Regions from separate parts of the Mus musculus genome. Here all the other regions are linked to region 1. A link is a loop called in an ENCODE intact Hi-C map of the cell type or tissue named here. Cell type or tissue: gastrocnemius. All regions are shown on one strand.

Region 1 (5,000 bases):
GAGTCGCTCTAACAACTGCTGCATATATTAACAGCAGTCTGTGCGGAGTAACCGCCTAAGCAGCCTAAAGAAACTTTGAGTGAGAATGGAACGGGTTGGGAGAGTCGCCACCTGCAAAGAATGCTTGCCACCGACCTTCAGGGACTGACTACCTGGACATCTGGTACAATTTCCCACTGGGGTGGGGGTGGTTGGAAACCACAGGAAGAGAGGAGGCTTCTGCCAAGAAAACTGCAGGTTTAATGGCGGAGGTGGTGTCCAGTGGGGAAAAGAAAATAGATAACTGTCACCACCCAGTTCTCCTGTCTCTTTGCCTTTGCAAGCTTCAGATCTCCTCCAGCTAGCACCTGCACCTTGCCTTCCAGTTACATCCAAGATCGCTCCACTTTCCCCCACAACCTTCTTCCTCAGGGCTCAGATCCCTCCTCCAGACACCACCATTTTGCCTTTTGCTCCAGAAGGTTTGAATGTTAGAAGGCCTCCGCTTTAAGCGGCTTCATAATGGAAACCAGATCGTTTTGCTTTTGTGGGTAGAATAGGAGTTCACATCGTTCGAGTTTCGCCAACATTTGCTGATTAAGTGAATGGGAGCCCAAGAGGAAAACAGGGCCTTAGCGAGGGCCAGAGTTTACTCGCGTTCTCCGAAGGCGATTAAGCTGCGACCCCCAACCCCCGAGGGAGAAGGGATGTTTAGGGACCCAGAGTGTCGGGAGGGACCTAGGAGTTTTCTTCTGAGGCGGGGAAAATCTAGGACTTGGGGCAATCAGAATACTTTCAGCCCAGCCAGTCTCTCAAAGCTTTTTAAAAATTAATGGCATGGCTGGGGGTAGGGAAAGCGGGCGAAGTACTGGGCGCCTGTCGCAGGGCAAACCGGACAGACTTTGAGGCCAAGCCCGGCAGTGCTGTGGGCTTTATGCCCTACTCTATAGCAACGGCGCCCAAACATTCTGCACTCTCTTCTCTTCCTGAAGGTCAAGACCATTTGAGAGTTCCTAAAAACGTAGCCATACGTGAAGTCTTTAGCTGGACTTTGCTCCTTTCTATAGGACTGGCCAAAATGCCTCCCTCCAAGTGCCAGGCCTGGAGGCTCGATTAACTCTCTCAGCCCCTACACTGCCTCCAGTTTCAAGTTTTGAGCTTAGTGGTGGTATATGGAGCCCGCCTTAGCCCGAATACGGATCTGGGGAGTCTCCCTTAGAGAGTCTGCATCTGAGGCTATTTGAGGAAGAAGAGGTGGGCGCCGTCACGGGAGTGTACTGGCTTCATCTTTTTCACTACATGATATTTAAAAACATGCATTTTTTAAAGTATAGGAAACCTTAAAAGTACAAAAACTAAATTCAAGTCAGAAGTTTGTATAGTCTATAAATTATTTTCTGTAATCTCCAAAAGGTACTTAACTCTGGTGATCTTCCCGCAGTGATTAGAGGTTTTACCTTACTGGTGCATATTATTATTATTATTATTATTATTATTATTATTATTATTATTATTATTGTTATCATCATCGTCATCATCATCATCATCGTCATCATCATCATTTTGATTTATCAGTACACACACACACACACACACACACACACACACACACACACCACAAACCAGCTAAAACCCAAGGTTTTCAGTATCTTGTCCCACTACATGCCTTTTTAAAATGAATGCTATTAAACACATTTGGACAGCTTTTTAAAACTTAAGTCCAAAAGATAGAAAAACAGACATTTTTGGCAATATAGGGGGAGAACCTTTCATACACTCTTTAAAATAATCCGTCCTTCAAGTAAACGCCACAATTCTTCATATTCATATTCATATTCATATTCGCTCTCTCTCTCTCCCCACCATTTTCTTTTTCCTTTCTTTCTCCTATTATTAAAAGCGAATGCCAGGACACTTGACAGCGGGGACTAAACTCTGTAGGCTCTCAGACACATCCTGCCTACCTACAAGGACATCATCCCACTGCAGACTCCTTGACGGGGTCTGCGTCTATTAGCCCCAAAGCAGGCCACCTAGCCTCAGAAACAATTCTTTGGGTCAACGAAATCAGGGTTAGAGGTGGGGTCGAGTTCTAGGGTCACAAGCCACAGGATGTAACTTGCCCTCCGCTGGGCGGCGGCTGCCCCCCCACCCCCACCCCTGGGCCTAGGCCGGGCTTGCACAAAGCCTTCTCCCTGGGATTCATCGCTACTCTTGATTTTTAACCATATCCCAAACATTCTCCGGTCTAATAATTTATTTTTACGACCGATTATCAAACAGAAGAAGAATTTAACACAATCTTAATGACAGAAATCAACCGACATTATCTCTGCATTGCCCCCATTTAACCCCTTGGGGTTAATCCCGGACAAGTGAGCATTTAACTGACCCAGCAGGAGGACTCAGGATGGGAAAGCTGCAGGTTGCTTTAAGCGTTTTTGATTCAACAAATGCTGCTTTCTGCTCAGATACCCGCAGAAAGTCTTTTTTTCCTTAGTAATACTTTTTATTTACTTGACTGCAGTTCCAAATTACCCCCTCTGGCAATATTATATTTGTGTAGGGGTTGGGGTCGAGGGCTGTGGGGAGTTTTATCTCCTCACACAATCAAAGGTCAACAACCTCCTAAGGTCCGGCACTTACTTATTTTGAAGCTGGGAAAACCCGGAGACTAGAAAAAAATATGTAAATTAGAATTCTACACCTATTCCAAATGAAGGCCCCTCCATCTCTTATACACACACATACATTATCTAAGGATGAGTTTGTATTTCTCCAGGGCCTTTGCTGTGCGTGAGAGACATTTTCACCTTTTGCACAAGCCTATGGACTGGTCTAGGGTGAAATCAAACAACGAAGAAACTACATTATTCAAGCCCAAGGCCTAACAGCTAACACAGCAGCAGGGGCTCTTCAACAGGAGCACCCAATCGCTGCGGCCCTCATGTGCTGTGCATCGTTCTGTCTCCTGCTCTTTAGGGCTGTGGTCCAAACCCAGACCCTTCAAAGCGAGCCTTCAGCACGACTTTCCAGCGTTCGCCTGGCGCGATAAACTGCACCCAGCCGCCTGGGCGAGGCTTGGCTGTGAGCTTCAGGGACCGGGTGGGCCCTGATGGTGCAACGTGCAGTGGGACCAGGAGAGCGACAGAGGTCGCTGTTGGACCACTTTGCACACCAGAAGCAGCGGCCGTAGTAGGCTGGGGCGTGCGCAGGGGATCAGACCACAGGGAGAGAGAAAAGGGAGAGGTGTTGGGTCTCAGGAGTGCAGTATAATTTGTGGAAAGGAATTAAAGTCCCTGGGACGGCTGCTTCGCGCTCTACCCAGAGGCCAATAGTCTAAGTTCTGCAGCAGGGGACACCGGCTTTGGCAGCTTCGCCCGCCCGTGCTTCACCGGCAGCCCGGAGTCCCGGAGGCAGGAGCCCGGCGCGCGGCCTGCGCTTCCCTCCCCCCTTACCATTGGCGCCGGGGTGCTGCCGCGGGAACAGCTTGCTGCTGGCCGACTCTTTCCGGCTCTTGGGAGAGTCCGTGAACTCGACCTTTTTGATTTCGGAGTCTTTGGAGAAGAGACATTCAACGGCTGCCGGCTGCACGCCTGGGCCGTTAGTGCGCCCGCCCCACGTGCGGTGGCAGCGGATGCCAAAGGGCGGAGGGAAGGAGCCCCGGACCAGGGTTAGGGGGCGAGGCGGGACGGAGGGGGAAGAGGGACAGAGAGCAAAGAGCCCGTTAGAGGAAGGACAGACCACACTCCCAGCCCTCCGGCCCCTTGGCAACCCAGTGAGGGCAGTGATCTGTCCCTGGGCCACCCGACGGGAAGCTTAGAGGAGTGTCAGAGCAGTCCTTGCTAGTTCGCCTGAGCCCAAACCTCCCCGAAAGGGCAAGGCCACGGCTGTACTAGTTTGATTTCCTTTTCGCCTAACCCCCCCCTGGAGAAAGTTCCAGTTGCTGGGGGCCTCGCTGTCGAGCCGGAGCCTTCTCCTCTCTCTCAAGACGCAGCCTGACTCCCTTCTAGGGACCCGGGCAGGAGAAGTGAGCTTCTTACCTAATTGCACGCAGGCCGACACTAGTTTGCGACAATTGGTCTCCATTCCCGGTTATCTGCAAAACAGAAGAGAAGTGGGACTTTGAGAAGTGGCAGCTGTAGGGAGTTGGAGGCTCAAAGGCAGCTAGCTACTTGCGCGGAGGTCAGGATCGACTCTAGGTGTGAAGTGTGCTGCTAGGTGCTGGGGGATTCAGGCACGCCTCTCGGGCCGGAGAGCCCCACGGAGTCCAGCAACGTCTTCCGGGCTCTAAATCCAGGACTCCCACCGAGATGTTTACCTGGAGGAATTAAGTCCCCAGTTGAAGGGGAAAGGGCCCAGAGGTTAGGAGGCCAGTGAACCCACAAGCTTCTGGAGAAGCTGCGGGGACTACGTTCAAGGGCGCCTAGGCCGAGGAGCCACCTTAAGCTGATACACGATTTGGGGGTGGAGAGAATGGACTTCTCTTTGGAAAGATCGCCATTCAATACGGTGTCAGTCAATTTGAGCTCAGCAAACATTTGCAGAAGGCCAGAAACAGCATGCCGGGTCGCACAAAGCAACTTTCCCTCCGCTTTTCTGTTATTCTGAAAGGGAGGGAACTCTCGGCCAAGGGTGCTCCAGGAGCGAGCTGAGTTAGGGCCGCTCATCCACCAGGAGCCGCGTTTCCATATTTAGCCATACTTTTCCCTGGAGATACTCATCCAGCCATTTATTTACCCTAAAGTATGATTTAAGATCGTAGAGCCGAGTTACACGACGGGCTGGAGCGAGACAGGAGACCCGGGCAAGCGTTTCTGGAGGGGCCGCCAAGCCCAAACAGCACCGAGGAGGCTGCTCCTCCAGTTTCGGCCTTTGCCGTCCCAGGCAAGCTAGATCCTTTTCAAATTTCCAACCGCAACTCAGACAGCCAAGCTTTTGACGCGGCCCCTTTTCTTTGCCACAGGCAAACCGGGAGAGGTGGGTGGCGGAGGGCTAGATGGAATGGTTGCTTTCAAGAC
Region 2 (5,000 bases), 1.2 Mb after region 1:
ACCTCTGCATTTATAAATAAATAAATAAATAAATAAATAAATAAATAAATAAATAAATAAATCACAGTAAGAAACCAAGGAGATTTAAAGACAAGAAAAACCAAGTAACGGGGAGATTAAATAGGTTGTTTGAAGTCACTTTTCTTATACCTGATCTTGCTGGGACTCCAACTCAGGAAATCCGACAGATTTCTGAGTGTACCCACCACCCACCTTGCCAAGAACAGATGGATGAACTGGCTCCAATGAAGCAAGAGATGGTTTGTCAGTTCAGTGCAGAAGCAACGAATCTAAGAGAAGATGGAGATTCTGCCTTTGAACTATCTCTAACAAAATTTCTTCCCAGCATTGAAACGCAATAGTGATGGGACTCTCCAAAACACATCTGAGACCCCCACCCCCACCCCCCGGGAGGAGGGCTGGAAGTGAGCTGCAAGCAAGCTACTGTGGAGTGCTATCACCTGAGAGGCAGGACCTGAGAAAATAGTCTCAGTATCCTCTGAAGAAAACAGAAGCTCATTTGTCAAATACATCATTTTTAAGTTGTAAACAAATAGATAAGTAGCTATATAAACCTACGCTTCTCTGCTATTCAAACTGAGGCACACAGTGGTCTCACTGCTGGTGGGAAGCAGATATGCTGCCCTCTGGAGTGCCCGGTGTGGCACTCCTCCCATCCATCAGGAGTTCCAGCCACCATTCCTTCGGGCTCTCCTGGTTGTGCACAGATTGGGTTTCATGTAGACATGCAAAAAATAAAAAAATAAAAAAAAATCTCTAAGCTTATTCGACATGAAATACAATACATTTGCCAGATAACCAGGACCCTCATATTCATCATAAATCAATTGTGTTTATCCGTAGCCAAGAAAGAACTAGAATGCGCTTTCCTCATTTGGAAATCCAATCTGCTCTTCACAGTAATTATGCTGCCTTTCGTATGAATCATGGTCTCGCACCACAGTGTCAGGGCCCGGCTCGCTCGCTCGCTTGCTCGCTCGCGGCTGTGCAGCACTGAGATGATCCTCGCACTTGGGGGTAGGATTTGGGGAGTTATTGAAGTAAATCCTTTTACTCACTAGACTTTCCCTTTTTTGTGTGTCTCATCTTCAGTCTTTTTGTTCAAATTTTACAGAAAACTTCTGAAAGCCGTCGTAAGCAGGGCAAGAGCACCCTCACCAATCCCCCGGAAGCCACGGAACTACACTCAAGATGGGCGAGGGCTCTCCCCTTGCTCTCATCCTGGCTTTCCCTCAGGAGTCACCACACAGCCAGCTCCCTCTTTTATTTATCCTTTCCACACAGTTATGTTACAATGATGTGCTGAGACTCTCTCCAGTGTAAGAGTCTTCATAGCCAGGCATTGTCCAAATGCACACAAACAAACGTGAGTTGTTCTCTGTGCATCCTCTGTAGAAAGCATAGAGAGAGGTGGGGGTCTGAGGCCCAGCCATCTTTAGTGACATATATTGCTGAAAAGTAAGACTGTAAACGGGAAGCCATGTCTATTTGAGACCTTCTGGAACGTGAGGCGTGGGGGCTTGACCTTATAACCCACTGCCCTTCATGCAGTTAACTGCCCAATTGCCAGAGGAAACCCGTGAACCCAAAACGACAAAAAGGGTCATCTGAGAGGGCGCACCACCAGGTGGGATGTGAGGAAATAGGAACCCAGGAGCCACTGTGGACACCATTATTATGTGTGTGGACACATAGAACATAGTAACAAAAGGAGGGACTTACCACTGTGGCCACAAGTAGACTTTTGCACCGTTGGTGACTGGTGTTAGTTCTCTGGTCCTCTGCGTAAGGCCCTTCACTGGGCAGTCTGTGTATTTGTAAGATGGTTGGGCTTTGCTGTTGCTGTTGCTATTGTTATTGTTGTTGTTGTGTTTTACTTTGTTTGCTTTACCTTTGTGAACAGCAGATGTCCTCAAATGGACTACACCGTGTCCCCTTCCCCCACCAGAAGTTTCTAGAATGGAGCTTTCCTGACACCTAGTGGCCAGATGAGGAATCCCTGATTTCCTTATAAGTAGTTTAATTTAGAAAGTATATTTACATCCCAAATGAAATTTTAGAACATTGCTTCACAGTTTACCACTGATCCCCTGTGAGCTGCTGGCTTGTGGGTTAAATGCAATTCTACTCCTATATTGCTTAGAATTTTAAAGTAAAATTGCTATCAACTGCGGCTAGTTCTGGGTGCATGCAAGCTCACATTACTGTGCTTCCCTCCTGTAATAGTAACTAAGCTTAAGATAAAATACCAAAGGCTAAATTACACATGAGTCTCAAATGAGAGCCTGTGTAAATTAATAAAAACTTTGCATTGTCTCAGATAAATTACAGTGAAGGTACTCTGCATACCACCAAAGGAAAAAGATAAACACTAAACTAGCTACAAAACCTACAGATCTACAGTTGTGTCCTCATAAGAATGCTAGAGAAATGGCAGCACACAGCATGTGGGAATATAACCAAACAATATCTGATTTGACTGAAGGCCCACTCCATGGGATGGAGCCTATGCCGCCATACCTAGCACTGTTTAGGTAACCAAGAACCTAAGACTAGATGATCCAGGGACCTGAGGCAAAACCAAATACTACTGCTCTGTGGAACCACAACTACAACAAAATATAGCAATGAAATGACTCCTGGTGACATTTTGCTGTACGTGTACATTAATGTGTTGCCCAGTCAACATCAGAGAAGTTTCCCCCTGCATCAGATAGGCACAAATACATACACCCACAACCAGACATTATGGAGAATGAAAGATCTCAGAACACTCAGCCCTAAACGAGAGATCTCCATCAAAACTCTCCCCCTCTAGAGTCATCAGAAGAGGAAGCAGAAAGAATGTAAGCACCAGAGGGGATGGAGGACACCAAGCAAACAAGACCCTGTAAATCAACACGAGGAAAGCTCATAGGAACTCACAGAGACTAAGACAGCATGCACAAGACCTGTACAGGACTGCACCAGTCAGGGTCCTCAGCCTGTGTAGTACTACATAACTAGCAATGTATAAACAACATGTATACACACAACATATATACATACATACACATACATATACACATACATACACATACATACATACACACATACATGCATGCACACATGCATACATATATATACACATACATGCATACATACATACATACATGGATGCATACATATACACATACATATACATACATGCATATATACACACATGCATACACACATACATACACATATATACATGCATGCATACACACATACATACATACACACATGCATACATACACATATGCATACATACACATGCATGCATACATATACACATACATATGCATGCACATATACACACATGCATGCATACATACGTGCACACATACATGTAAAACAATGAAAAGGAAAGTTCATGTGAGTCATACAGAGGACTTCCAACAAGTTTCCCCTTTGAGGGAACAGGGAAAGAAAAGGTGTCTATGAAAATTATTGCAACCTAGAATAGAACCTGCTCTTCCTACATCAGAAAAATAATATGCAGGCGTCGTGGTGTTTATCTGGGATCCCAGCACTCAGGAGGCTGAAGAAGAATGATGGGTTCTAAGCCAACCTAGGCTACACAGTAAGCTCAGCAACCAAAGCTCACAGCAAGATCCTGTCTCAAAAGAAAAACAAAGTAGAATAGCTTTTCTAGAAGAAATGAAAACTAATGAGGCTGGTAGGTTAGGTGTCCTGACATAGCAATATGCCTTAAGGCTCTGCCAAGATCACATAAAAGGGAGACGTGGTAGGATATCAAAGTGAAAAGACTGGATCAGTCAGTGATGGACAGAGGAGGGGAACAACTCAGTGGTGCCTTGGTGAACTTTCTATTGCTGTGACAAGACACTGTAACCAAGGAAACTGATAAAAGAAAGCATTTAATTTGGAGCCCGTGGTCCTGAAGGGTTACAATCAATAACTATTATGTCGGGGAGCATGGCAGCAGTAGGCAGTCAGTCATGGCTCTGGAACCATAGCTGAAAGACGGGGGGGGGGGGGGGGCAGGGAGAGGGAGAGGGAGAGGGAGAGGGAGAGGGAGAGGGAGAGGGAGAGGGAGAGGGAGAGGGAGAGGGAGAGGGAGAGGGAGAGGGAGAGGGAGAGGGAGAGGGAGAGGGAGAGGGAGAGAGATCACCTGCCCCAGTAGACCATCTCCTCCAACAAGGGCACATCTCCTAATCCTTCCCAAACAGTTCCACCAACTAGGAACCAAGTCCTCAAATATATCTACAAGGTCCATTATCATTCAAACCAACACAAGTAGCTTCTGAGAAAAGTGTTTGAGATGCTGCTGTAGATGCTTAGGCCAGAGAGAAACTTGAAAATTCAGAATTATGACCAATCAGCACAGTCAAAGATGCATTCCAGTGAGATTATGCTGGTGTAACAAACAGATTTAAAGTTGAGCGGGCCAAGGCTGCTGCATCTACATTTCACAGGATCCTTAAATCACATTTGTAAAATCTCCTCATGTTCCTCGACCCCAGGACATTTTATTCTTTTGCATGGATGAAGCTGAATACATATATACCTTTTTTTGTTCTTTAGAAATATCTTAAGACCCAAGTCAGGAATATCATATAATTTTTGTAACAATATACAACACAAATGCTCATAGCCTCGAAGAAGACTGGGATATGTCTGTTGTCTTTAGTTTGCCTGCGTTATAACTAGATTGTTATGGAATAATTATTTTTCTATTACGGAATTTTCAAATAATCTCTATCAACTTGCAATTCTCTGCTTTCATTTTTATTCACAGGTTCATGATTATACTTCGCATACACTCCAAGAAAGCATCAATTTAGAAAGGAATATATTTCATATGTACATTTATAATCCCCACAATTTACTCACAGGATCTAATACACAGTCAAAAATCCAGTTTTCCTTCAGTAAATTACTCTTGTTACCCAGCAGGTTAAAGGACTTCACTAGCCATTCCCCTAGTGATAGAT
Region 3 (5,000 bases), 870 kb after region 1:
GTGTGTGTGTAAAGACACACAGACAGACAGACAGACACAGACAGAGACAGAAAAAGAGACAGAGACAGAGACAGAGAGAGGGAGGGAAGGAAAAAGTGAGGGAGAGAGAGACTCTGTCTCAGAATATAAGGTTGAGAGTGAAAGATGCCCAATGTCTGGCCCCTGTGTTTCCGTGCACAAAGAGTGCACTTTACACAGATAATACACAAAAACTCACTGTGAGGTGTAGCATAATATTAAATAAACTGTTCCTGTCTTGTTTGAACTCTGTGTATTTCTTTTGTGTGGCCTCTTTTTGCTTGTAGAGAAAAGCACATGGTGAGATAGGAGTTTGAAGTCCGCTGTTACCGCCAATTTTAGCTATGGTAACGATGTTAAACGTAAGGTTGTGATCTAAGTTCTCCACAATGACAGATCACATGACCTTGTCTTAATGGAGCCTATTATTTCATGTGCTCATTTGAAAGAAATGGAAGATACAGACAAAATGTGTCCCAAGCTTGAGAAATAAAGTCCATCTTTTGTCACATACAGATGTAAAGACTCGCACTAAACCACCAGTGAGAATTATCTCTTCTTTATTGCCCCCCTTAAAACTAAATAGAACTTAGCTTATTTTCTTCTGCACTTCTACCAGCCCCCAAGTGAGAGCAAAACAGGAGTCAAACAGATCCCTTCCTAACGTATTAACTTCTGAAACAGTTCCCCCATTTCCCTCTAGACTATGGAAGTGTTCTCTGTGAAGTAATAGGTCACAATACTGTATACATTATAGAAATGAAACGAAGCATTTGAGTGATAAGAAAATCATCTTAATAGTTTTCTATTCTTCTCTAAAGGTGATTCCCAGAACCATTTTACAAATACACCAGGGTTGGTGGCACAAAGAATACATATATTTAATATAAATGCTGCATGTAACCACAGAAATTGGTTGATGTGTGGACACGCACCTATTCCAAGTTGTGTATGTTTTCTGAAGATTGCAACTAAGAAATTGTGGTTGCTGATGTGTGCTTCACAATGAAGTTACATATCCAGCTGTCAGACTAATCTAGACTCTACAACTCTATTAATCTAAACTCTATCAGCTAAATGTGATTTTAAAAAAGGAAAAAGAAAGTTGGTTTTCTCTCTTACGAACCACAGGAGTGGTGAGTTGGAATTTGAGTAACAGATCTGAAAATCTACTTCTTATGCTGCAATTACTGCTGCTTAATTCTGTCTCCTCACTGTTATGCAGCCAGCATATGCTGTTACTACTTCTCAGGCACAAACAATTATAAAGCTCACTTGACAAATTATTAGAACCGGCTTAGAAAGGCCAATAGGTTTTACCATTCTTACAATTTCCACAATTTTGTTTGAAACCATGACTTTTCTTTGGCTTAAAGGTACAAAGGCCAAAACAATGTTATTTACCATGTGATTTTAAGGTAAATCTAGGTAAGAATGAATTATAATACTGATTTGAAATGACAGAGAAGGTTAATTTATGAGTTTGCTAACTGCTTTGTTACAGATACTGGACATTATTCTGTGTAAGAACACAGAAAGCAAAGGAATGCATTTACAGCAAACACCCCTATTTCACATGAGAGTGACTAGAAAATTTATAAACATAATTACTTCAAAATATGTCTTCTTTATGTGAACGATTTCTCTTTATCCTGCTGGGTAAGTGCACAAGTGCTGAAACTTTGCCAAATACTATTCTCTGGATTTATTTAAAATAAAAAGACAAATAAAAACTAGAGTAAAAAAATAATATAGATCAAAGTTACAAGAGATCAAATAGGGACTGCCTCCCCACTCCCACACACATTTTTCCTCAAGCAGGTATACATACATGTACATACACACCACAAACACACACACACATACATACACATGCACATACACACACATACTACACACAAACCCACATATATACATGCACACACATACATACCCATTCACCCACACACATACATAAACACAGTCACACATCCCACAAGCATACACATACAAACATTCACACACCACACCACACACACACACACACACACACACACACACACACACACGTATACCTTTAATACACACATGTGTGCATGTGTGTGTACATGTATCTTGACATTTTAATCGATCACAGCTGTTTCCAGTTTCCATTTCCATGCCATTTTTTCTCTGGCATGTAATGTGAAGATATCACTTCTTGTTTCCTTATTAGCCTACCGAATTTTCTTAGAAGAAATACCATCTGTCAGGATATATTTACAGAACCATGTATCAAAGCTTCACTCAGTTCACATGCTAACTTTTCAGACTTGGATGCTGAAGTCAGGTTGATCGGGAACTGCCTTATGCTAAAGTCTTGAGACTATGATTGCAGTTTTGAGGTCTGGGGTGCACTCACCGACATATTTGTCTTGTGGTCTAAAAGGACAGCAGAGGGAGCCCCAGCATGAGCTAAGATGAAGCACGGGCAGAACAAAGACTCTTCAGGGTACAGAGACAGGCACAGTGCCCTCTACTGGAGTTGCTGGTACACTCAGATTTCAACCTGAAACTGTGAGCCCTGAATCCTAAACCTGTTCTCAGCAACCTTGATTAGTGTCATAGTTAGGGCGCATGTAGCGGTGCTTTCAAAGTAAAGTCAACCTTACTTTCAGTTAAAAGTAAATACTTATTAATGATATTTGTTTATAAATACTTCATAGTGTTTCAAACAGAAAGATTAAAGAGCTGTACATTTTATCTGATTTTAAGAGGTTAAATTTCAAAAATTTACACACACACACACACATACATACTCACAAGTTTTAACTCATGCCCTGGTGCTATATTTAATGATTTGCAAGAGTTAAATGTGATATAGAAGGTTAAAAGAAAGTAAATACCTATGTTAAAAATACATGAATTTTGTGCTTAATAAGTCAAACTAATTTTTTTTGGAAACCTCACTCATCTTAAAAACTATTTTTTCATCACTATACAAATAACTTATTACAAAATCCTAACATGATACATAATGAACATCCTTCGTTTTGTGCTTACATAAGTACACGAATCTCAGGTAAAATAGATTTGGTCTTGCAGTACACGAACACAGTCTACGTTAAGGTTTGGGTCAGGGTTTATGTTGACTGAATGGCATATTAAATGTATATAATTTCCTTGCAGTGGTCTAAAGCTAAAGCCAGTTTAATCAATCCATTTCAACTTCTGCTAACTTCATAATTCTTTTTGAAGGCTAATGTACAGGAAGAGACCTTTTAGTTCCAAGTGTTTGATGAAGCCGGTAATTTTATTCTAAATATACAAATATTAATTGTAAGAAATCTCTCATTGTATTTTATCATGTAAGCAAATTCAAATCCACTATAAATGGCTTGTGACCAAGGCGTAATCATTCGAAAATAAGCTCACTGGTGGCTATCATTTTTCAGTAAAGTCTAACCTTAGATTTAAATAACATATAAGAAAGCATTATAGTACATTTAATTATCCCTATAATATTTTAGATGAGAAAATATTTGTTTCCCTAATATTTTATTATGGCTTTACCACTACTGGAAACATGTGAATGTGTTGTGGGAAAGAATATATTTGATGTTTTATTTACATTTTTGACTAATTGAAATTTTCTTTTCAGTGGTTTTTGTTGACTTTTATAACACTGTTTTCAAATGTATACCTTTAATACTAAAAATGGTAGATATGTATATATGCTGACTGTGTGCATATAGCATTGATTTACAGTAAAACTACATTTTACTGTTTTGTTTTCAGACAAGGCTATTGATAATGTAACCTAGGCTGACCTTGAACCCATGAACTTCCTACTACAGCTGTAATTACAGATATGAACCACCATGCTTGGCTAGAAAAAAAAAATCTTTTACTCGAAGAAAATGTGACTCTCAAGAGAGAGAAACATCCTCAACCTAGCGATTGAGTATAAGCAATTCTTTCTCCTTCATATTGGCCTACTAACATGAATAGTTTTCATTATCTATGCCAGGAAAAATCTTCCTTAGCTCTGCCTTGTTTGACCTGAAAAGCCATGAGGAAATTATAACCACCACCCGTGGCAACACATGGCTCTGCATCTTCCAAAACACAAGCCTGATGATCCAAATAAGTAAGAAGAACGCTACGTCACATATTTTATTTGATACATTTTAGGAAATGAATATTTAATGAGAAAAGGCACAAAGAATTTAAATACTGAAAAAAATGTGAGCTTGGTAAATTTAGTTATTGGTTATGTGCTTTTAAATGTATTTTGCACCACAAGTCAATGAGATGAATACTATTTTAATATTGTCTTACAGGTAAAAAAAAATATTTAGATTTACAGAAACAAAAATGATCAAGTAACAGAGCTTACATGAGAAGCCTTGGCACTTGATCACAGCCATTCTTGGTTTTGTTATGTCGCTTGTTCTTTAAAACTACAGCATTCCATCAAAAGAAATAGTAAAAGTTTATTATTGAGGGGAAATGTACAGAGGCTGTAAAAACACTTGTTTTCCTTTGTGGTAAACTCTGAGCATCTTAAACACTTAAGAAATGAGGTCATGGGTGTGGCCCATTACATTCATCCCATTTAATAGAAACTTCTTACAGATTTCTTCCTCAGGGACAGAAAAATTCAGAGAGCTAGCTAGATATGTATCTGCCTGGGTACATGAGACTATTTTTACAAAGATACGTTTTTCAAAAGCCCATGTCTTCTGTATTTTCAATTGTCAGGGTTCTTATTATGGTAAAAATTAAAGGACAGAAATTTCACTACTCCAGCTCTTATTCCCATCATTCTAACAGTTAAAGTATCTATAATATATATATATATATATATATATATATATATATATATATATATATATGTGTGGGGTGTGTGTGGGTGTGATATCACATTAAAGGGTATATAAGGAGTGAGAATTTGATAATTATAGCTAAGTAACTTAGCTAAGGAAAAACTAATTTTGAGTGTGTAAGAATAACACTTATCC
Region 4 (5,000 bases), 320 kb after region 1:
TGCTTTTCTTTTCTCTCCTTTATACCTTTCTATATTCTGAACAATTTTGCTTTATTCTTTAACCTTTCCTTTTGACTCAAGATGAAGTCCTATGGCTTTGGCTTTAAAGCAATTTATAAAAAGTCTTGTTTCTCACTTGAAAGAAAGGGCAGCTCTCTTCTACATTGTGTGATTTCCCTTTTAAACAATAACCATAGCAATGTAAACTTATGTCTAAAATGTTGGGGAAAAATTGATTCAAGTTCTTTAAAATGAATGGTTCATTAACACTTCTCTCTATTCTGATTTTCCCATCCTGGTTTTAGAGCCCTGTATAACACGTGGGGTGCTAAGATCTAAGATCAAAGTTTGTTATGAATATAGAACACTAAAAGTTTTGGACTCCTATCAGTAAGACTGTAAAATGTAGAATGAAGCAACACCCGTCAAGTCCCCGTGAGAGGAGTGAAGGACCTGCCTGATGGCTGACAGGAGGACTCCATACCTCAGCGTCTCAGCAGCAATGACCTGTCCGTACTTCCCTTCATACTTCATTTCTGTTCATACTAAATTTTATGCTTCCAAAAGTGAATCCTTATGTATGACAAAACAAAGACCTGACACTAAAGTCTGCACGCTCCACTGACTCCTGTATTAGTGCAAGCCAGTGTGAATGCTAAAAGTCTGTCAAAGTCTTGTAATAAGTGTTATCGTGTTTCACATGGTGAACCATGCAGACAAGCCTTCCTTTCAGAGATGACAAGAAAGCTGGTGTTGCTAGCCAATCACTGCCTGACTTGAGCACACCCACGGATTAAAACTCCACCCCTTGTTTGTATTTGCATGGTGGAAATTATGAAGTTTTCCTATTTTTCAATCTGGTCCGTGATAAATTGGTACATTAGAGTTTGTTTCTGTTTTCCTGGTCATACCTCACATCTGTTTTCTGTAGTAAGAGACACTTTGGGGTTCAGACCCTATGCTATAGTGTATCACCGTGCCCAGTGCCATAGAGGCCAGAGAACTACTGTATGGGGTGCAATATTTGGTGTGTTTAACTTTATACAGGTTCTTTGGAAGTTCTTAAGTTCAATTAAATTTCATTTCATTCAAATACCCATTGTCTTTAATTTCTCTTGGAAAAACAAAAGCTCCCAACTTCCATGGTTTCTCAAGTCCAAAAAACCCTTTCCGAACCCAAATTTCAATTGCTTGGGAAAAAAAAAATCTATTATGTCTTTGGCATCAGGAATCCATACATCGCAGAGCACCTTGGCGGGTAGCAGCAGAGCTTTGGCTTGTTTTAAAACTGTTCTTTAACGATATGAGTTTTTGGCGCTAATAATAAAATTGACTATGCAATATGATAATATTTGTTTCTGGTCCACTATACAAAATGAAAGCTTAGCTTATTTATTTGATTAAAATGCAGGCGTGCAAGCGCCTCCCGACTTGTGTTGTGTGGAGCAGAACTTACTTTATCAGTCACTTGCCTAACCTTTAAAGAGCCTTAAATAGTACATATGAAAAACACATTCAGAGTAGCTTCCCCCTGGGGATTTTTTCTTTGGTTTAAGAAAATTTTATTAAAAATTGGCATTGCAAATAACATTTTTCATAACTATATGTAGACCTGTTAAAATTTTTATTAAAACTGGAGTTCGGCCTGTTCCTCTTCATCATTCCAGCAGATATTAAAGCGCCGCAGCAGCTGTAGGAAATAGAGAAAGGGATTTTCACAGGGATTTGAGTCTCCCTGTCTCCATGCCTTCAGTGATCGTATTATCATAACTATCACACATAACAAAGCTCTAAATCTAATTCAGATAAAGTAGTCAGGACTCTGAAATACAAAAATCCAAACATATGCCGTAACATTTTTTTTTTTTCCAGTGCTGGCTCCTTTAACATGGATTTTGTAAACTTGGAGAGTCATTCAAGAGATTTTGTATATGAACACAAACTAAACAACATTGTTAGCCATACGTTTGACAGAGATTTAATTAGAGGTGTTTTCATCCGTCCAAGCAGCTCCATTAACAAGACCGTCTATCCTGCATGCACTAGCAAATTATGATCAAACCTCGAAAGGTTAATAAGAATGAAACTAGACGCTTGTTTTGAAGCAGCCTGTATGAATCGAATCACTAACTCCTCAAGAGTCTGAGTCATTTCTCAAGAGAGCAACGTCCTTTAAATGCAGTGGTGAAAATGGTAAGTGTGACCACATGATTCTTTTTGTGAACTAAGGAGGTTAAAAATGAGGGCAGTAAAATTGCAAATGGGCTGAACCCCAAATAAAAATGACACAAAAGGACTTATAATGAGTTTTTCTTAGTGTATACAGGACGAATTTGTACTTTGATGTCTCCGTGCAGGGCACCCCTGTGCCGTGGACAGTTTGTAAAACTCTTATCAGAATTTCCACCCAGTTGGCAGATGAGCTGCTGGGTGTATATATTTATTGTAAGAGTGCCTTCTACTGGTCACACCTCATTTATGATGTGACTATATCGTATAGCAATGAAAATGTATTTATCCTAAACTGTTTATGGGTATGTCTGTTGACTCGGCAAAAAAGATTTTGGTGAATCAAAACTTCAAGGCATATAAACATGGTGTGCCGGGGATTAACACATTTTTATTTCTGTTTTACTTTAGTAGAAACCAAGTCTTTGGAAAAGTTTCTCCTAGAGACAATGTATTTTCTATATAATGCAACTTAAAATATAGACTATTTCCACCTATTTATTTTTACTGTTTTTTATTTCGAAACTGATCTTGTTCTGGGTGCCAGTGTTCAGTTCTCCAGTCACACTGTGTCTAATTAAGATGAGTGGAATGCTTACATTTTATTAATCTCTATAAAATTTGAGAATCATGAAATTTACTTGTAAATTGAGAAATACAGAGAAATTTAAGATATAATAAAACCATCTTAAAATATTTAATAATGTTTCATGCAGTTGTATAAACCTCTTTTAAATATGGAGACATAAAATGATAGCTGTTTTAATCTTTTTGGGAAAAATAAAAAAAAATAAGAAATCATGAAGTCATGAGGAAAAGGTATGATTTTCAGCAAAATATTGTATAATGTGTAACATTAAGTGCATAACTCATCCTCAATGTGCAAGTCGAACAAAATATCTTTATGAACCCCACATTGTTTCAGTTTTTAATTTTAAGTACTATTTAACAGAGAATAGATGATTATACAGTACTAATTTTGCTATTAAATGCTCCAATTCATTTTATATAGATCTGATTTACATTGAATATGTTATCTTGTAGTAATAACTTTTATAGGAAATTCTAAACATGGACATTTGATGACCTACAATCAAATTAGAATCTATGCTGTAAAGGTATTTTATTTTTGCGTGACATTAAATCCTGCTTTTATTGCCTGAAGTTGGCATCTTAAAGGATCTTTATTACACACAAATTAAAAACCAGAATGTCTGATAAAAATTCATTATATTCAATTAGGAAGAATGATTTCAATGGGGCCAATTTTGTTTATGATACAAATGATGTTAATCAGAAGGAAGCCTCATTATTTGCTATATTACAAATTCTTGCTCATGACTAACTCAGTGGTGTTATCTAGCCTAAAACTGAAAGACTTTTCCAAGAAATATTTTCCACCAGCACTAGACTGTCAGGGGAAAAAATCACCGGGGTACAGCAGTTAACGAAGAAAATATCAAAGTTTTGCTTCTTCCACACCTGTTCTCCGTCAAAAGCAAAGAAGGATCATTGATCCTAAGGTGTCCCTTCGAACAATCGTCTCTTCCGGGAGTGAATTATCATCACGCCTTAATATACATGGAGAAAAGAAACAATTAGAAACACACGTGCAACATTTTAAACACAGTCTTTTGGTAAGAATCTAATGAATATGAGCAAGAATCTTTTTAATGGATAAAATAAAATCTAAGAACTGTCAAGGCACAATTTCTGGGCTGGATAGCTTTCTGTGAAGATATCCCTCAATTTCTATGTCTATTATGTCTGCTCTGTTTAGCACTTGTTACTCATAAAAAGCAATGGAGCTACCCCCTAACAGACTTGCTTACTTTGAATGACACACACACACACACACACACACACACACACACAGAGCCTCATTGCTATTTGTGACTCATATGTGACTATTTCCACATTATATGTGTGCCTCTGCCTCAATGAATAATGAACTGTGGGAATGTGTGCACAAGGACATAGAAAGAGACGATGCATGGCAGTGGGCAGTTCATGCACATTCATTTCCATGAGTTAGGCATGACTGCATAATTCATGAATGGCAGAGAAAAGTCACAAGTGTGAATTGCATATGGCCAACTTAATATACCTTCACCAGTGTCAAAACAGTGCTGGTTAAAGAATATGTTTAAGCATCGTGTGTAAATCGTCGTTAGTTCACTGGACATTGCCTATTAAAGGTATTAAAATACATGGTAAAAGTAAGTCGTTCTTTAAAAACAAAATATTTCCCATCAGAACATTCTGTTTTCTCTCAAATTTGCCAGCAAACTGTGTTTTCTTACCTTTGAGTTATTATCTTTATGAATGGAATTGCTATGAACAAAACTGCATAATTTTTAATGCTGTTCTGTGGCATTAGTTTAGGCTGTTACGTTTGTTGGATACAGACAGATCATAGGGTTCCTGCTCAGCGCCTATATTTTAGCGGTGGTCTTTACTGCATATAGAACAGTGGCCTTTGGCTGGAGAGCCAGTATTCTCAGTGCTTTCTACGAAAATGTAACAGCCTTAATTCTCTATGCATTTGTTTTTCTTGGTTGGCAGATTTAAACCATGGAACCAGGCAATTAAATATTCATGGAGAAATGCTTTCTAGCATTATTTAAAAGATGTAGATAGATGATGTAGCTAAAGTGACCCAGGAGCAGAGCATTGGAGTCACAAATATAAAAGAGTTTGAATACAAAGCTGTCTATCCATCATTTTCAATGCAATATTGTTTTACAGGACATGGATGCTTGCAGATGTAC
Region 5 (5,000 bases), 860 kb after region 1:
TCACTGAGCCATCTCCTGCCCCAGTAATAGCATTTAAAGGCTGATATGTTGGTAAAAATCTCTTGCCTTTTGCCGTTTGTCTGCACACCTGAAGACAATCAGTCACAGTCATGAATTTCTAGAATCAGAATTATAAAGTCCAGTAGGAATAAGAAATGTTTAGTAAAAACTGGACTCTAAAGAGACTTTATTACTATAAACAAAAATAAGTCCATGTCCTTTCCATGAAATGTTATAAAACATATATTAAAATACAATGAGCCTCTTTGGATATTAGTATCATTAACTTTTGTGGAATTTTGCAAACCTTTCCCATATTTAATCTTGCAAATCCCTGTGGCAGTTAAGGTTCCCACCACTGCTTCCTCTTTGTTTCTTCTGTGCAAGTATAATCTAGCTGAGTTACAGAGTATTAAAAACATACTTCCTGATGATGAATCTCTAAATTCTTACAAAGTTTATCTCCAATTTTCTGGATTTTGAGTATATTATTCATGTTAGGTAACATTTACAGAACTAAAGATCACTTTACTAATTGGTGCCATTTGCGAAAATAAACAGGAAAAAATATGTACAGGTTTCAGAACTGTTTTGTGCATATTATGACTACCTTGGAAGATGGGCTGTTTGTCCTGTGTTTTCTCGCACAGAGTGTTCTAGGACAAGCCTGTTTGCCCACTGAATTATGCATTTCTGCCTTCCGTTATTTTGTTCTAAATTAATATCTTCTTTCAGGGACATGGAATCTTATAACGGTGAGCCACTCATTTCTATTGCCAGTCATTACTGTGCCTATCATTAATGAAGCACATCACAGAAGAGCCAGAGATGGAATCTGCCAAAACAAGCCTAAGTCTTCACAGTTGTCAGGGAGTTAATTACTACACACAGAGAGGAGACTAGTCACATTCCTGAGCCACTCCAGAGGAGTCCTTTTACCATATTGCTTCTAGAGAACTGTTCTAACTAATGACAGCATTTCAACTGAAATTTCTGCCATCTAAAACCCTGAAGACATTAAAATAAAGCTGCCTACACTCTAGCTTAGGCCACTTTTACTGTTTCTACCCATGAAGGTCTCTGTTCTCTTCAATAGCCCAAGAAGGTTCCCTTTATTTCTTTACTCTATTTTTCCCACCTTATTTTTATTTGTTCACTCACTTGCCCTCCTCCCAATCACTCCCTCCAACAATCCTTCCTTCTTCTCCCCACTTCTTCTCTGAGAGGGTGGAGATCCCCAGGGTATCGCCCTACCCTGACACATCAAATCTCTGCTGGGCTAGACCCATCCTCTCCTACTAAGGCAAGGCAAGGTAGCCCAGCTACAAGAATATATTCCAAGGACAAGCAACGGCTTTTGTGATAGCCCCTGTTCCAGCTGTTTGGGACCCACATGAAGACCAAGCTACACATCTGTGTGTCAGGGGTGAGGTTGGGGGTGGGGTTAGTGGGGGAAGACCTAAGTCCAGCGTACCTATGCTCTTTGGTTGATAGTTGAGGTTAGTTGACTTTGTTGGTCTTCCTGTGGAGTTCTTATCTCTTTGGGGGCCTGCAATCCTTCCACCAACTCTTCCATAAGAGTCCCCAAGTTCTATCCACTGTTTGACTGTGTCCCTATGAGTCTGGGTAGAGCCTCTCAGAGGATAGCCATGCTAGATTCTGTTATGCAAGCATAACAGAGTATCATTAATAGTGTCAGTGCTTGTCATGGGATGGGAAGGGTAATGGAGTGTGGTCAGGATGGGAAGGTACAGGAGAATGGCCAGATGACCATGAGAATGAATGGAAATCTTCAACTGACAGAGGTGGGGAGGTGGGAAGATCTAGAGGACATGATAGAGAACTGAGACAAGGGAGGCACTCAAGAATAAATGTGGAGTGACCTTTAACTGTGGCTCATAGCAGTCACCAGAAAGAAGTTACCGCCTGTAGCCAGACAGGAACCCCATAGGAGCAATAGGGACACCAAACTAACTACAAAACTTTCAGCCCAAAACTTATCCTGTCTACAGGAAATTCGGGGGCAGAGGATGGAGCAGAGACTGGGGAATTGTCAACCAGTAAGGCCCAACTTGAGACCCATTCCCACTCTCTCTTTTTTTTTAATTTTTTTTATTACATATTTTCCTCAATTACATTTCCAATGCTTTCCCAAAAGCCTCCCACACACACCCCCCCTACTCACACATTCCCATTTTTTGGCCCTGGCGTTCCCCTGTACTGGGGCATATAAAGTTTGCCTGTCCAGTGGGCCTCTCTTTCCAGTGATGGCCGACTAGGCCATCTTTTGATACACAGCTAGAGTCAAGAGCTCCAGGGTACTGGTTAGTTCATAATGTTGCACCTACAGGGTTGCAGATCTCTTTAGCTCCTTGGTCGCTGCTCTGTGATCAGGGCAAAGGCAACTCTCCATTTAATGAGGGATTACTGCCATCTTGTGGCTGTCATGGTGGAAGGCATCTATCCCTAAAGCACCATGGAAGAAGAGAAAGAAAAAAAAAATAAACAACCAATTTGTGTTAGATTTCATCATTCATTCTGTAACTCCAAGTTTTTAAGAAGGACCATAGTCCACATTATCTTAGTGACAGTACTGGGTTGATACCATAACATTTAAGAAGATGAACGCTGCTCTACACTTTCATTAAAATGAAGTTGTAAGATAAAATGTCAACATAAATGTAGTATTAGTCCAAGATATAACTTCGAGTCTACAAAAGATAGACGATTAATAAAATAAGTGGAGATACTAAGAGAATCTCAGCTGCCCATTCTCACTTCAGCCATGTGCTTTCCTCGTCTGCAATGTTAAGAATTGGCAGAGCGTCATTAGCTCCTTAGGTTCAGATATTTCTAACTCTGAGGTGATATATTTGCCACTCATCTCAACAGCCCATGTCAGCACCGGAAATTGGCCAAGACCCACTAATAACCAGAAACAGATTCTGAGGGAACACTTCTCTCAGATCTGTGAGGCACATGTTGTCTTCAATATTCTTTCCTTCGACATGTGACAAACTTGCAAATTCTGCATTTTTACGACTCAGATGGCTGGCTCGGCAAGTGAACGGTGGGGAGTGTATACAATAAACACATGTAGGAGCAGTTTTCTCTGATCTCTAAAGCAAAAACATTATTCCGTTTCTCTGTCAAGATGTGTGAGATGCCACTTGAAGCATAAATTCGCTTTTTGACCAGAAGCTTCAGGGACGAATTATCTGTATGGTTTTGATTGAGAAAGGCAGCGTTCTAAAACACCAATGACTTAAATAACCAGAGATACCAAGAGAACATTTTCTCCCCATATGACATCTTGCTCTGAAATATAAAATCTTAAATGCTAAGTAGAGAACACTCCACCTGGTGGTAGAAGAAAAGGGGTAACAGCTTTCTCAAAAAACCCTCAGGAGGAAAAGATGGAGCGAATTGCAGAACACTCAAGGCAACAAGAGTTAGAGAGTGAGATACTCCCATACACCACTGTGGTTGGCAAGCATCTTTAAAGCAAAATCCAGACAGAATCTGCCTCTCCATAAATCTTTCCACCCCTTTCCATTACTAGTTAGGTATTGTTGGCTCTAAGCCATCTGATTTTACTCTGATTTATTAACTGCTATGCATTATATATGAGATTCGGGTTTGCTGGAGAGTTACCCTTATGGTCATTGTTGCATACAAATCAGCTACTGTTAGAAACGTTTTATGCTGCTGGCACTTCTGTGAGGTGATGGTCTAATGTGTAACTGGGAAAGAAAGCCTTCCTGTTATATTTTCCCACAAATGTTCCTAGAACACACAGTGCAGGCTAAGAACAATGGTCCTTTGTTCTGGTGTAAAATGGAGAAAAAAGTACGCAGAACAATAGATGGGGAGAAAGCAAAACCTGTTGTCTCAATCAGGGCATTGGTATTCTCGAAATCATAGCTACCACCTTGAGCCTTTTTCTCTGGTGATACCAATTGAAGCTTGAAAAAGCGCTAATGCAAGCAAGACCACTTACTCTTAAATGCCGACAACCTGGTAGCTCAGGGGTCGAAGCAGCTCTGCCTCTGAACGGAAAAAAAAGTGTTCCACCCTCTGGCTTTCTGCATTGAGATATTTGATTAACTAAGCAATTTAACTCCAATCTCTCGCCCAGCTCTCAGTACAGTGAGGCTTCCCTTTAGAACTTAGCTTTCAGGAGTGTTTGCCCTAACCCAGTGGTCCTCAACCTTCCTAATGCTATACCCCTTTAATACAAATCTTTATGTTGTGCTGACCCCCAACCATAAAATTATCTTTGCTGCTACTTATAACTGTAACTTCACTACTTTTATGAATCATAATGTAATATTTTTTTTTTGAGATAGAGGGTTGCCAAACATGATTGCGACCCACAGGTTGGGAACTGTTGCCCAAAGCTGATTTTATATATACGTGTGTGTGTGTGTGTGTGTGTGTGTGTGTGTGTGTGTGTGTGTGTGTGTGTGAGTTTATCAAAGGCTTTGGGTTACTTGTGACCAACAGAGTTGACACTAACTTACATCTTTCACGGAAGGGAAAAGCAAGTACCTGGTCGTATTACCTTTTTAAAGGGGAAGCTATTCTTCGCTTCCTTTGAGACAACATCTTACTCCATCCATGCACTGCAGCCCATGTCACTGTGGCAAATTACTAAGTGTTAATTAACACCATTATATTCATAAAAAGTGAATCCAATATTTTGTCTTCTTAGTTTCAGTAAGACTGCCCCAGGTGTACTAAAATCACATCAACTGAGACTTTTGTAAAACAGTTTTAGAATCTAACATATGGATATATGGACCTATAAATAATCTTTTGAGTTTGAATCATCCATGGATGCATTTCCTAAATTTTTGAATGATTGTATTTTCTCTTAATTAATCAAGTATTAATGATTACCTATATAGTCAGCTGCTTAGAAAGCTTTCATTTGTATTTGGTATTAAGACCATTTACTGGACATCTTTTATATAATACTCATAACCTCCAAGCATAAC

What was found. A loop is a pair of places that touch in the nucleus more often than their neighbours do. Peaks named below come from ENCODE experiments on the same cell type or tissue, not always from the same donor. Only the 100,000 strongest peaks of a DNase experiment are listed, where the experiment ranks them.
Region 2: it touches region 1 in a loop (4-fold over the local background); 12 of 42 quality-filtered maps call a loop at or near these places.
Region 3: it touches region 1 in a loop (13-fold over the local background); 30 of 42 quality-filtered maps call a loop at or near these places.
Region 4: a loop joins it to region 1, with 18 times the contacts of the local background. A loop is called at or near these places in 5 of 42 quality-filtered maps.
Region 5: a loop joins it to region 1, with 16 times the contacts of the local background. A loop is called at or near these places in 31 of 42 quality-filtered maps.

Annotation. Positions count from the first base shown.
Region 1 is chr3:129,203,015-129,208,014 of GRCm38, reverse strand. Pitx2 (paired-like homeodomain transcription factor 2) reads right to left here. Exons shown (of 5, transcript NM_011098.4): 2 at 4,023-4,078; 3 at 3,438-3,575. The coding sequence starts at 4,068. Among named protein-coding and RNA genes, the nearest start is that of Pitx2, 5.6 kb to the right of the region's middle. In gastrocnemius, a CTCF peak has its summit at 3,120; DNase peaks (open chromatin) are centred at 2,023, 3,121 and 3,643; H3K4me3 peaks cover 1,987 bases; H3K27ac peaks cover 916 bases.
Region 2 is chr3:127,999,070-128,004,069 of GRCm38, reverse strand. No RefSeq gene overlaps it. Among named protein-coding and RNA genes, the nearest start is that of Gm35667, 31 kb to the right of the region's middle. In gastrocnemius, a CTCF peak has its summit at 1,999 (motif pointing left); DNase peaks (open chromatin) are centred at 1,646 and 1,977.
Region 3 is chr3:128,334,699-128,339,698 of GRCm38, reverse strand. No RefSeq gene overlaps it. Among named protein-coding and RNA genes, the nearest start is that of Gm52639, 37 kb to the left of the region's middle. In gastrocnemius, a CTCF peak has its summit at 2,476 (motif pointing left); a DNase peak (open chromatin) is centred at 2,476.
Region 4 is chr3:128,884,035-128,889,034 of GRCm38, reverse strand. No RefSeq gene overlaps it. Among named protein-coding and RNA genes, the nearest start is that of Gm40148, 120 kb to the right of the region's middle. In gastrocnemius, a CTCF peak has its summit at 2,472 (motif pointing left); no DNase peak of the experiment used is centred here; H3K4me3 peaks cover 426 bases.
Region 5 is chr3:128,346,746-128,351,745 of GRCm38, reverse strand. No RefSeq gene overlaps it. Among named protein-coding and RNA genes, the nearest start is that of Gm52639, 24 kb to the left of the region's middle. In gastrocnemius, CTCF peaks have their summits at 2,460 (motif pointing left) and 3,365; a DNase peak (open chromatin) is centred at 2,407.